Regions from separate parts of the Homo sapiens genome. Here region 2 is linked to region 1. A link is a contact called in ENCODE Hi-C or POLR2A ChIA-PET data. All regions are on one chromosome and are shown on one strand. The core of a region is the stretch at or near the end of the contact, and the rest is flanking DNA. Distances in the headings are between cores, read along the strand shown. Region 1 overlaps DNAH2 (dynein axonemal heavy chain 2). Region 2 holds the start of RNF227 (ring finger protein 227).

Evidence for each region. A loop is a pair of places that touch in the nucleus more often than their neighbours do. ChIA-PET counts read pairs that join two places held with the same protein, here RNA polymerase II (POLR2A). Pooled maps may share reads with other maps.
Region 2: a map of PC-9 shows a loop between it and region 1 (16-fold over the local background). The contact joins the promoter of RNF227 here to the enhancer-like site in region 1. A Hi-C loop is called at or near these places in 12 of 168 maps with a recorded cell type or tissue (CD4-positive, alpha-beta T cell, CD4-positive, alpha-beta memory T cell, CD8-positive, alpha-beta T cell and 8 more), 6 of 37 single-sample maps with no recorded cell type and 16 of 50 pooled maps. POLR2A ChIA-PET finds 5 or more read pairs at or near these places in 1 of 52 experiments (AG04450).

The regions. Positions count from the first base shown.
Region 1 is chr17:7,742,434-7,748,004 of GRCh38, reverse strand. DNAH2 (dynein axonemal heavy chain 2) reads right to left here. Exons shown (of 86, transcript NM_020877.5): 12 at 4,863-5,077. Among named protein-coding and RNA genes, the nearest start is that of DNAH2, 27 kb to the right of the region's middle. Within about 2 kb of position 2,029, at least 4 of the 41 ENCODE cell types and tissues checked have a DNase peak (open chromatin) inside an H3K27ac peak, as active enhancers do; they include HCT116, PC-9 and mammary epithelial cell, where a contact is called at or near this core.
Region 2 is chr17:7,914,803-7,920,045 of GRCh38, reverse strand. RNF227 (ring finger protein 227) reads left to right here and starts at 3,757. Exons shown (of 2, transcript NM_001358699.2): 1 at 3,757-4,367; 2 at 4,469-5,243. The coding sequence starts at 3,851. The coding sequence ends at 4,524. RefSeq lists a silencer at 3,818-4,127 and an enhancer at 4,106-5,039.

The DNA of each region.
Region 1 (5,571 bases), core at 780-3,279:
TCTGCTTATTTCAAGATCTTAACTGGAGCTTGAACACAAAGAGCAAATCTGATAAAGTTATCTTCACTTCCTTGAAGTGTTAATAAGTTTTGGAAGCTGTAACTGACTTGGATTTCTTTACTGGTGATGAGCCCAGACTTTCAAAATCCTTCACTGTGATCGTGTTCTTTCCCTTCCATTATTTACTGGATTGAGGCAGTTTTATCTTAAAACCACAAAAATGTAAAGTATCCTATAACATCTCTCTGGAAAACAATCCCCAAAGGACAGAAACAGGCACCTCTTCTATCTGGAAGACGTGTTTCGCCATTATTTGGATTTCAGATAAACCCAAGCCATAAATATTTGGCCCAAAGTTGCCTTGATAAGCTCTACTATCAAGATTATGCAGAAGGTATTCCAGACAAGAGATGATAATAGCAGACAGAGAAGTTGTCTCCTGGTTTATCCTAACTAGAGGGACACTGTGTTCAAATTTCAGTAAACACAGTGCTGCAGAGGGAAGGGAACAAAGTGCGGGAATCACAGTTGAAATCCACCAGCACGGAATAGTCAAGAACCTTACAGAAACTGTACAATTTATAAGTCCATCAATAGTAGACTGGTTCATTAAATTACAGTACAGCCATACTATGATTTCATACTGCAAGCCAGGAAAAAGAATTAAGTAATTCTATACATACAGAATGAAAGATCCCCCACACAGATTGTTAACCTTAAAAAAAAAGCAAGGTGTGACGGGGTGCAGTGGCTCCCAGCACTTTGGGAGGCCAAGGTGGGAGGATCACTTGAGGCCAGAAGTTCCAGACCAGTCTGGGCAACATAGCAAGACCCTGTCTCCACATTCAAAAAAAAAGGCAAGTTGCAAAAATGCCATTCATGATGTGATTCTATTTCATATATGCAGGATATATTTTTGATTACATGATAATCATGGTTACCTCTAGGGATTGGGGATATGTGCTGAATTTTCACTTTTTCCCTTACAAGCTTCTTTTTTTTTTTTTTTTTAATTTTGAGATAAAGTTTCACTCTTGTTGCCCAGGCTGGAGTGCAATGGCGCATTCTCGGCTCACTGCAACCTCCGCCTCCCGAGTTCAAGTGATTCTCCTGCCTCAGCCTCCCAAGTAGCTGGGATTACAGGCGCACGCCACCATGCCTGGCTAATTTTTGTATTTTTAGTAGAGACGGGGTTTCACCATGTTGGCCAGGCTGGTCTTGAACTCCTGACCTCAGGTGATCTGCCCACCTTGGCCTCCCAAAGTGCTAGGATTACAGGCATGAGCCACCATGCCAGCCATTTCTTTACATACTTCTGCATTAATCTTTTGTTTTTCTTAACAGTGAGCATGTAGTGTTTTTGTCATTTTAAAATACCCAGTAAAGATTTAAAAGATTAAAGGAAAACAACCAAATGAAATGGAGGGTGGGGAGGAAGTGATAAAAATATACCAAATCATTAAAAGTGGTTATTCTTAGGAGTATTTTTTTCTTCATTCTACTTTTCTGCATTTTGCAAATGTTCTAAAATGATCAATAATTTTATAATGGAAAAATTAATCATTTTGAAAGCACTTGGAATATATAGAACAATATGTATAGTACACTACTATTTATGCAAAAAAGGATACTTAAGTAGACATATATGTCTATTCCTGGAATATTATACAAGAATCTGAAACACTGACTGTCTTCAGAGTGAAACTGGGTCCCCTAGGGGACAGCAGAGGAGCAGGCTTTTCATTCTCTATCCTTTTGTAGAATGACTTTTGAATTTTACACTGTATGCCTATATTAGCCCTTTGTAAAGGTTAAAATGTTTTAAAAACTAAAACTGTTACATCACTCTGCTACATTTGTTTTGAAAATACTATCTTCATCAAGTTTTATGAGGCAATTGTTTTGAAGGGGGCAAGAATGCTTCTTGGTTGTTCATTCTTTGTGAGGACCTTTGCGTGAGTCATCAGCTGCCCGATAATGCCAGGAAAGGGTTTTTTAAGTAGATGAGGAAACTCAGGCTCAGAGAAATTCAATGGCCCGCCTGAGGTCACGTGGCAAAATGCTCCAGGGTTTGAACTTGAGACTGTTTAGCACTGAAGTTGATGCTGTATCTACTCTCGCTGGCTGACCCCTGGCGAGTAGAAGGAGGTAGCCACCAACCAGTGCTCACATATGGCATTTCTTTTTTCTTTTCTTTTTTTTTTTTTTTTTGTTTGAGACAGGGTCTGGCTTTGTCGCCCAGGCTAGAGTGCAGTGGCACGATCACAGCTCATTGCAGCCTCAATATCCTGGGCTCAAGCAATCCTTCCACCTCAGCCTCCTGAGTAGCTGGGACTACAGGCATGCACCACTATGCCCGGCTAATTTTTGTTTATGCCCCCACTGATCTTGGACTCCTGGGCTCAAGCGATCCTCCCGCCTTGGCCTTCCAAAGTGTTGGGATTCTAGGCATGAGCCACTGCGCCAGCCACATATGGCATTTTTTTTAAATTTAACTTTTATTTCAAGTTCAGGGGTACATGTGCAGGTTTGTTATATAGGTAAAATTGTGTCATGAGAGTGTTGTACAGATGATTTTGTCACCCAGGTATTAAGCCTAGTACCTATTAGTTAGTTTTCCTGATCCTCTCCTACCTCCTACACACACACAGCATTTCTTTACCTCTTGTCTCAACTTTTGTTTTCTCTCATATTTGAAATGTAAATACTTGGCCAGACACAGTGGCTCATGCCTGTAATCCCAGCACTTTGGGAGGCCGAGGTGGCCAGATCACCTGAGGTCAGGATTTTAAGACCAGCTTGGCCAACATGGCAAAACACCATCTCTAATAAAAACACAAAAATTAGCCGGGCGTGGTGGCGGGCGCCTGTAATCCCAGATACTCGGGAGGCTGAGGCAGGAGAATTGCTTGAACTCAGGAGGCGGAGGTTGCAGTGAGCCAAGATTGCGCCACTGCACTCCAACCTGGGCGACAGAGTGAGACTCTGTCTCAAGAAAAAAAAAAAAAGAAATGTAAAGATTGATCATTAGTGTTTAAGGAAATCCTGTTATTTGAATACAATCCCTTATTTCACAGAAAAAGGACAGCTGGTGAACTGTGTGCCCTCATATCCATAAACACCAAGGGCATCTGTGCGGCTCCCCTGACACAATAACTTTGGGGGTACCCAGCTCGATGGGAGAATGTGTCTTGCAGGTTCAACCCCATTATGCGCTTGCAAATGGCGTAACTAGGCTAACTCTGGCCTAGTTTCTCAGTCTTCAGAATCTTATCGTTGATTTATGAGGCAATGTTTACGTGGCTGTGCTTGGCCATAACTCACAAAACCAGGAAGCTCAGCAAAGCCAATCTCCAACAACTCTCACTACTCGAAGCCTTTTCTCAAACCTCTCGACCTAGCCATGTGCACACTCTGCTCCTCAACGGCTTCCTCATCCCTGCAGCTCCCAACATCCCTGTCCTCCTCACTGATGCCTCTGCCTCACCCCTCTCACCTGACACTCCGCTCTGCTTCTCCATCCTGGTTCTTTTGCTTCCTTTCTCAGCCAGAATGTGCCCTCTTCCCCTGGTTGGGCCACCTTTTGCTGCCCAGGACAAACACTCACAGTCTCATCTGTCCCTGGGACTCCGTCTCCACACAGCACTTCTCTGGCAAAGCCCCTCCTACATTTGGCCCCACAAGCATTTTTTTTTTTTTTTTTTTTTTTTTGAGACGGAGACTCACTCTGTCGCCCAGGCTGGAGTGCAATGGCGTGATCTCGGCTCACTGCAACCTCCGCCTCCCGGGTTCAAGCGATTTTCCTGCCTCAGCCTCCCAAGTAGCTAGGATTATAGGCACCTGCCACAATGCCCAGCTAATTTTTGTATTTTTAGTAGAGACAGGGTTTCGCCATGCTGGCCAGGCTCAAGCATGGACATTTTATGAGTGGAATCCAACACTAGTAGCCACAGCCTCAAAGCATCTTATGTGGACAGGAAGCCCCACTCCAAGAGTAGAGCTGTTGACTTAGAAAGCAGCAGCCTAACCTCCCTGAGGGCAGGGACTTGGCCGTTGTGTACATTCCCTGCCTGTTCCTATTTCAGTTCCTGACACATGGAAGGTGCTCACTATATATTTTTAATAAATTAGTTAATTGATTAATTACATTTTAAATAATTATAGTATGACAGTTTCATAACAATGAAGCTGTAGAAGAAGGCATGGTCTGACAGCCCCACCAACAGTCAGGAAAGGGACAGGGTTTGGGTGACTTAGCTGAGCCATTATGGCCATCTAGTGGCAGAACAGCGACATCACTGGTTTAGTCAGATAGTGGAGTGGTTTTTGATTTTTGTTTTTGAGGCAGGGTCACTCTGTCGCCCAGGCTGGAGTGTAGTGGTGTGATCTCAGCTCACTGCAGCCTCTGCCTCCCGGGCTCAGGCGATCCTCCCACCTCACCCTCCCAAGTAGCTGAGACTACAGGCTTGTGCCACCACGCCCAGCTAATCTTTGTATTTTTTGCAGAGACTGGGTTTTGCCATGTTGCCCAGGCTGTTCTCAAACTCCTGGGCTCAAGCGATGCGCCCACCTCAGCCTCCCAAAGTGCTGGGATTACAGGTGTGAGCCACCGTGCCTGGCCGATCATTGTTTTGTTTTGTTGTGTTTTAAGATAAGTTGTAAAATTAAAATGTTGATAGCAGGGTGGGAGGTGGGGAGAGACAAAAATAAAAGAAGAAAAAAAAAAGTAAAATGACGATAGCAAACATATTGTATGAGAAAGAGAGAGAATAATGAAGAGAGGAGTCAAAAGATGGGAGTGAAATTCTTGGGAGAGCTGCAGAAGGGGAGTATAGGGAAAAGGGGCCAGGTGGCTCCTGTACTTGTCAAAGTTGACATCCAGCATGCCCGCCTTCTCCTGGCTGATTCGCAGCAATGGGGTATCCAACCGCCGAATGCAATCCTTGTCCAGACTTGATGTCCACTCTTGGAAGGTTTTTCGAACCAGCTCATCAATGGCCTGGACCATCTGCTGATAGGTGTGCACACTCTCCTTTCCAGTCCCAATACGGGGCAGGAAATGAGCACCAGCAAGGCACTGAGGGGAAGAAGAACAGGTGGGTGGAGTCGGCCTGCCACCTTCCTCCAGGGGCCACCATCTCCCTGAGACCTACACATGCGCGCATGCGCACATACCCCAACAATATGCATAAGGCTTGCTATGGAGATGGATTGAGTTTTGATAACTTAGAAGGAAGGTAGAGTCAAAAAGGAAGGTGATAGGAAGAGACCAAGGCGCAATGAGAAAAGGAGTCAAAATGAGGAAAGAGAAGCACAGAGAATTTGTTTAGGAAAAAAAGCTGGGAGAAAAAGGTCAGTCACAGAAGGAGCAGGATATGAGGCACAAGGTTGAAAACCAGTATCAGCCCTTCCTAGCCTGGGCGTAGTCCACCAGGCCCAAACCAGCCTCCAGCTATCTGCAGGCTGCCTAACTCTCTACCAGCACCAGCTGCATGATGGCAGGTCACTACCTCAACAGCTTTCAACCTTTATTCCCAAAGGGTGTGTGTGTTCATTTGTTTGTTTTGTTTG
Region 2 (5,243 bases), core at 2,508-5,007, 170 kb before region 1:
AAAACAGTAGGAAACCCTCTATATCCGTTATCTATTGATACACAACAAATCACCACCAAAGTTAATGGCCTGAGATAACTTTTTATTTATTTTTATTTTATTTTATTTGAGATGGAGTCTCGCTCTGTCACTCAGGCTGGAGTACAGTTGCATGATCTCAGCTCATTGCAACCTCCCTCTCCCGGGTTCAAGCGATTCTCCTGCCTCACCCTCCTGAGTAGCTGGGACTACAGGCGAGTGCCACCATGCTCAACTAATTTTTTGTATTTTTAGTAGAGACAGGGTTTCACCATCTTGGCCAGGCTGGTCTTGAACTCCTGGTGATCCACCTGCCTCGGCCTCCCAAAGTGCTGGGATTACAGGCGTGAGCCACCACACCCAGCCACTATTTATTTATTTATTTATTTATTTATTTATTTAGAGATGGAGTCTCGCTCTGTCGCCAGACTGGAGTGCAGTGGCGATCTTGGCTCACTGCAACCTCCGACTCCCTAGTTCAAGCGATTCTCCTGCCTCAGCCTCCCCAGTAGCTGGGATTACAGATACGTGCCACCACGCCCAGCTAATTTTTGTTTTTTTAGTAGAGACGGGATTTCACCTTGTTGTCCAGGAGGGTCTTGATCTCCTGATCTTGTGATCTGCCTGCCTCAGCCTCCCAAAGTGCTGGGATTACAGGCGTGAGCCACCGCGCCCAGCCACTTTTTATTTATTTTTAAGAGGCGGGGGTCTCGCTCTGTCACCCAGGCTGGAGTGCACTGACATGATCACGGCTCAGTGCAGCTTCGAAGTCCTGAGGCTCAAGTGATCCTCCCACCTCAGCCTACTGAGTAGCTGGGACGATGTGCACCACTGAGCCTGGCTTTTTTCTTTTTTTTTGTAATGATGGGGTCTCACCACGATTCCCAGGCTGATCTCAAATTCCCGAGCTCAAGTTATCCTTCCATCTTGGCCTCCCATAGTGCTAGGATTACAGGTGTGAGCCACCACACTCAGTAGAAATAACTTTTAAAAACTGTTCTTTTTCACGATTCTATGGGCTTGCTGGGAGTTCCTTTGCTGTTTTCACCTAGGCTCACTCACGTGGCTGCACTCAAATGGCAGGTGAGCCAAGCAGGAAAATGCAAAATGGCCTCACCAGCATGTCTGGTTGTTGGCTGGCGCTCCTCCGTGTGGCCTCATCCTCACATGGTGGTCTCAGGGAGTGTTCCAAGGGGACAAAAGCAGAAGCTACAAGGCCTCTGAAGGACTAGGTTCCAGAACTCACACATCACTTCTGCCACATCTATTGGTCAAAACTAGTTACAAGACCAGCCCAGATTCAAGGGATAGAGAAAGAGACCCCAATTCTTGATGTGAGATGCAGCAAAGTCACATTGCAAAGGAATTTGGGGCCACCATTAATCTACCACCACATTAAAAGCTTTTTTTTTTTTTTTTGAGATAGAGTCTCACCCTGTCGCCCAGGCTGCAGTACACTGGCACGATCTCAGCTCACTGCAATCTCTGTCTCCTGGGTTCAAGCAATTCTCCCACCTCAGCCTCCTGAGTAGCTGGGACTACAGGTGCACGCCGCCACGCCCAGCTAATTTTTTGTATTTTAGTAGAGACAGGGTTTCCCTGTGTTGCCCAGGCTGGTCGTGAACTCCTAAGCTTAGGCAATCTGCCCGTCTCTGCCTCCCAAAGTGCTGGGATTACAGGCGTAAGCCACCACACTCGGCCCATCATGTATTTATTAACAATAGATACCTACCAGTTCCCCCTTTTTTTTTTTTTTTTGAGACCGAGTCTCATTCTGTTGCTCAGTCTGGAGTGCAGTGGCGTGATCTCGGCTCACTGCAACCTCCACCTCCCAGGTTCAAGCAATTCTCGTGCCTCAGCCTCCCAAATAGCTGGGACTACAGGTGTGAGCCACCACCCCCGGCTAATTTTTGTATTTTTAGTAGAGATGGGGTTTCACCATTTGGCCAGGCTGGTCTTGAACTCCTGACCTCAAGTGATCCACCCACCTCGGCCTCCCAAAATGCTGGGATTACAGGCAAGAGCCACCATGCCTGGCCCTACCAGTCCTTTTTTAAGACCAAAAAGTTTTGAATTGTGACAGCATCACTGTAATAAGTAGACAGCTTCTCCCATGATCACAGACAATACCATTCAAAAGTTCTGAAATGTTTGCTTAAAAATGATGGTATACCTCCTCAAAAGAGATTACCCTCTAGGTTTTAACAATTTAGGTTTAAAAACCAGCTTTGCATTGCCTGTGATAGCTGGTAAATGCCATGGGTGTGGAGAAGCTCATCATGCACATATTGGTCAAGATGGATGGGTGTTGAAAATGTTGGGTACTGGCCGGGCGCGGTGGCTCACGCCTGTAATCCCAGCACTTTGAGAGGCCGAGGCGGGCGGATCACCAGGTCAGGAGATCGAGACCATCCTGGCTAACACATTGAAACCCCGTCTCTACTAAAAATACAAAAAATTAGCTGGGCGTGGTGGTGGGCGCCTGTAGTCCCAGCTACTCGGGAGGCTGAGGCAGGAGAATGGCATGAACCCGGGAGGCGGAGCTTGCAGTGAGCCGAGATGGTGCCACTGCACTCCAGCCTGGGCAACCCAGCAAGACTCCGTCTCAAAAAAAAAAAAAAAAGAAAAAAAAGAAAATGTTGGGTACTCAGAAGTTAATGTGAATTCAGTATAGGCTGGGGGCACAGGATAACAATAGTAGCTAATATAGTACTTACCTGGTGTTTTACTGTGTACTGGACACCATTTGAAGCACCTTACACATATAAGTTCATTCAGTCCTCATTATTATTATCCACATTTTTAAAACTAGGAAACCAAGGCCCAGAGAAATTAAGTAACTTGCTCAAAGTGTCACAACTAGTAAGAGGTGGAAGCTAGGATCTGAACTCAAGCCAGCTGGCTCTAGACTGTGTTATCACCCTCCATAACAGAACCTGGGCTGCAGGTCCAGGAGAGGAGGGTGAGGAGGCAGCTGTGTGTGGGTGTGGCACCATGAGGGGAATGTGGGTTGTGAGTACCATGTCCTGTTTACCAGTGGGAGAAGTCAGACCCCTGAGTCAGAACTTATGCTGGGGAGCTTTGCTGGGGCCATCACGATGTGTGGGTGTCCAGGCCTCCGGAAGGAAAGGATTCCCAGCATTCCTAAAGCCATGGTCCTGGCATCTAGGTCCCTCCTTAGGCTGAGATACCAGCTGAGAGTTAAGCAGTTTGGGGAGAATGAAGTTTAGGAAGCCAGCCTTACAAACAACACAGAGAGGTCATCTATAATGAGAATTGAGGGCAAAATCGATTCAAAGGCCCAGGGACCACTAAAGGTTGGGCAGAACGGGCCGTGTTTGGAAACTGGGTGGGATTGTGAAACTAACTGCGAGCAACTGAATAGGCGGAGGGGGCTTTAGAGACTTGTGCCAGTGACTGAGGGCTCAGGCGCAGAGAGAGACCCGGGGCTTTGTACATGGTAGAATTAAGGAGCGCTGGCGTTGCGTTGGGGGAAGAAGGAAAGCCCCACCCCGCTCCCCCGGGAGTAGGGAGGAATGGGTGCTTTGGCCCCCAGGGCTCCGGTCCTGGCATGGCCTGGGCCGCCTCCCCGACTCCATCATTGCTGTCATTCCCGGCCTCAAGCCTCCACCGCCCCCACACGTGCCGCCACAGGGAGCGGCCCGATCAAGGCGTGACGCTCCGAAGGGTGGGGCCTCACTTATTCCCCTATTTAAAGGGGAAAGAGGCCGCGGCGCCGGCCCCAGGACCCGACCCGGCCCCAGGAGAGTGTGCTCGTTCTGTTCACGGAGCTGGCCGCGTTAGCGACGTCCTCGAGTCCGCGGCGGGCACGATGCAGCTCTTGGTGAGGGTACCCTCTCTTCCGGAGCGGGGCGAGCTGGACTGCAACATCTGCTACCGTCCTTTCAACCTCGGGTGCCGCGCGCCCCGCCGCCTGCCCGGAACGGCGCGCGCCCGCTGCGGCCACACGATCTGCACCGCCTGCCTCCGCGAGCTGGCGGCGCGCGGGGACGGCGGCGGGGCGGCCGCGCGCGTGGTGCGCCTGCGCCGCGTGGTCACGTGCCCCTTCTGCCGCGCGCCCTCGCAGCTCCCTCGCGGCGGCCTCACGGAGATGGCTCTTGACTCGGACTTGTGGTCGCGATTGGAGGAAAAAGCGCGGGCCAAGTGCGAACGAGATGAGGCTGGGAACCCGGCCAAGGAAAGCAGCGACGCTGACGGAGAGGCGGAGGAAGAAGGGGAGAGCGAGAAGGGGGCGGGGCCTAGGAGTGCTGGGTGGCGCGCGCTCCGGCGGCTCTGGGACAGGGTCCTGGGGCCTGCGCGGCGCTGGCGGCGTCCGCTGCCTAGCAACGGTGAGGGGCTGCCCGGGGAGGATGCAGGGGAGAGAGCGCCGAGGAATACCGAGGTTCGTTGGCATGCTCCTGCTGCCACTAACCCTTCTTCTTTCCCCCAGTGCTCTACTGTGCGGAGATCAAGGACATTGGCCACCTGACCCGTTGCACGTTGTAACCGAGGAACTCGGAAGCTACAGCCGAAGGAAGGTGGGAGCTGCAGCCTCGCGGGGGCTGATGTCAAGACTACTCTCTCTCAGATCCCAGGATTGGCATGTGATGAGAGAGATGAGCCGAAGGCAGGAGGGAACGCCCTGGGAGGTGTTGATGCTGAGTTGGGGAGGCTCCTAGACGAACTCGCCCCCATCTACTGACTGTGCCAGTCTTACATTTTCAGGATGGAGTGGCCAAGGGATGATATAAACAAAGCCTACGTTACCGTGGGAAGAAGACAGACTGTTTTCTTAGCTGGGACGTTGGCTTTTGTCCAGGGTGGCTCTGGTGTGTGGGAGCAACAGGTCCCATTTTAGCAATTCTTTGTCAATGGTTTGAATTTTTTTTTTTTTTAAGATGGAACGGGAGAGAAGAGGCTAATTTTCGCGTCATGTTAATCTCACTTCTCTGGCATGTAAGGGTGCTGGTATGCCTGCTGTCTCCCCACTCCCAGTTCTGTGTTCCAGAAATTGAGATGGCTCCCTGCCTGTGACTATGATTAGGAGCCTTGCTTCATTTCAGAATCTCCCTTCAACCTGCTAGGGCAGGTATCAGAAATTCCAAAGGGCATTTATGTGAGGCACCTAATTAGAGCCTATCAAAGTAGGAAGGGAGAGCCATTTGAAAGGCATCATATTTCAAACTTTTGCTATTATCTGTGTTATCTTTACAGTCACGGGAACA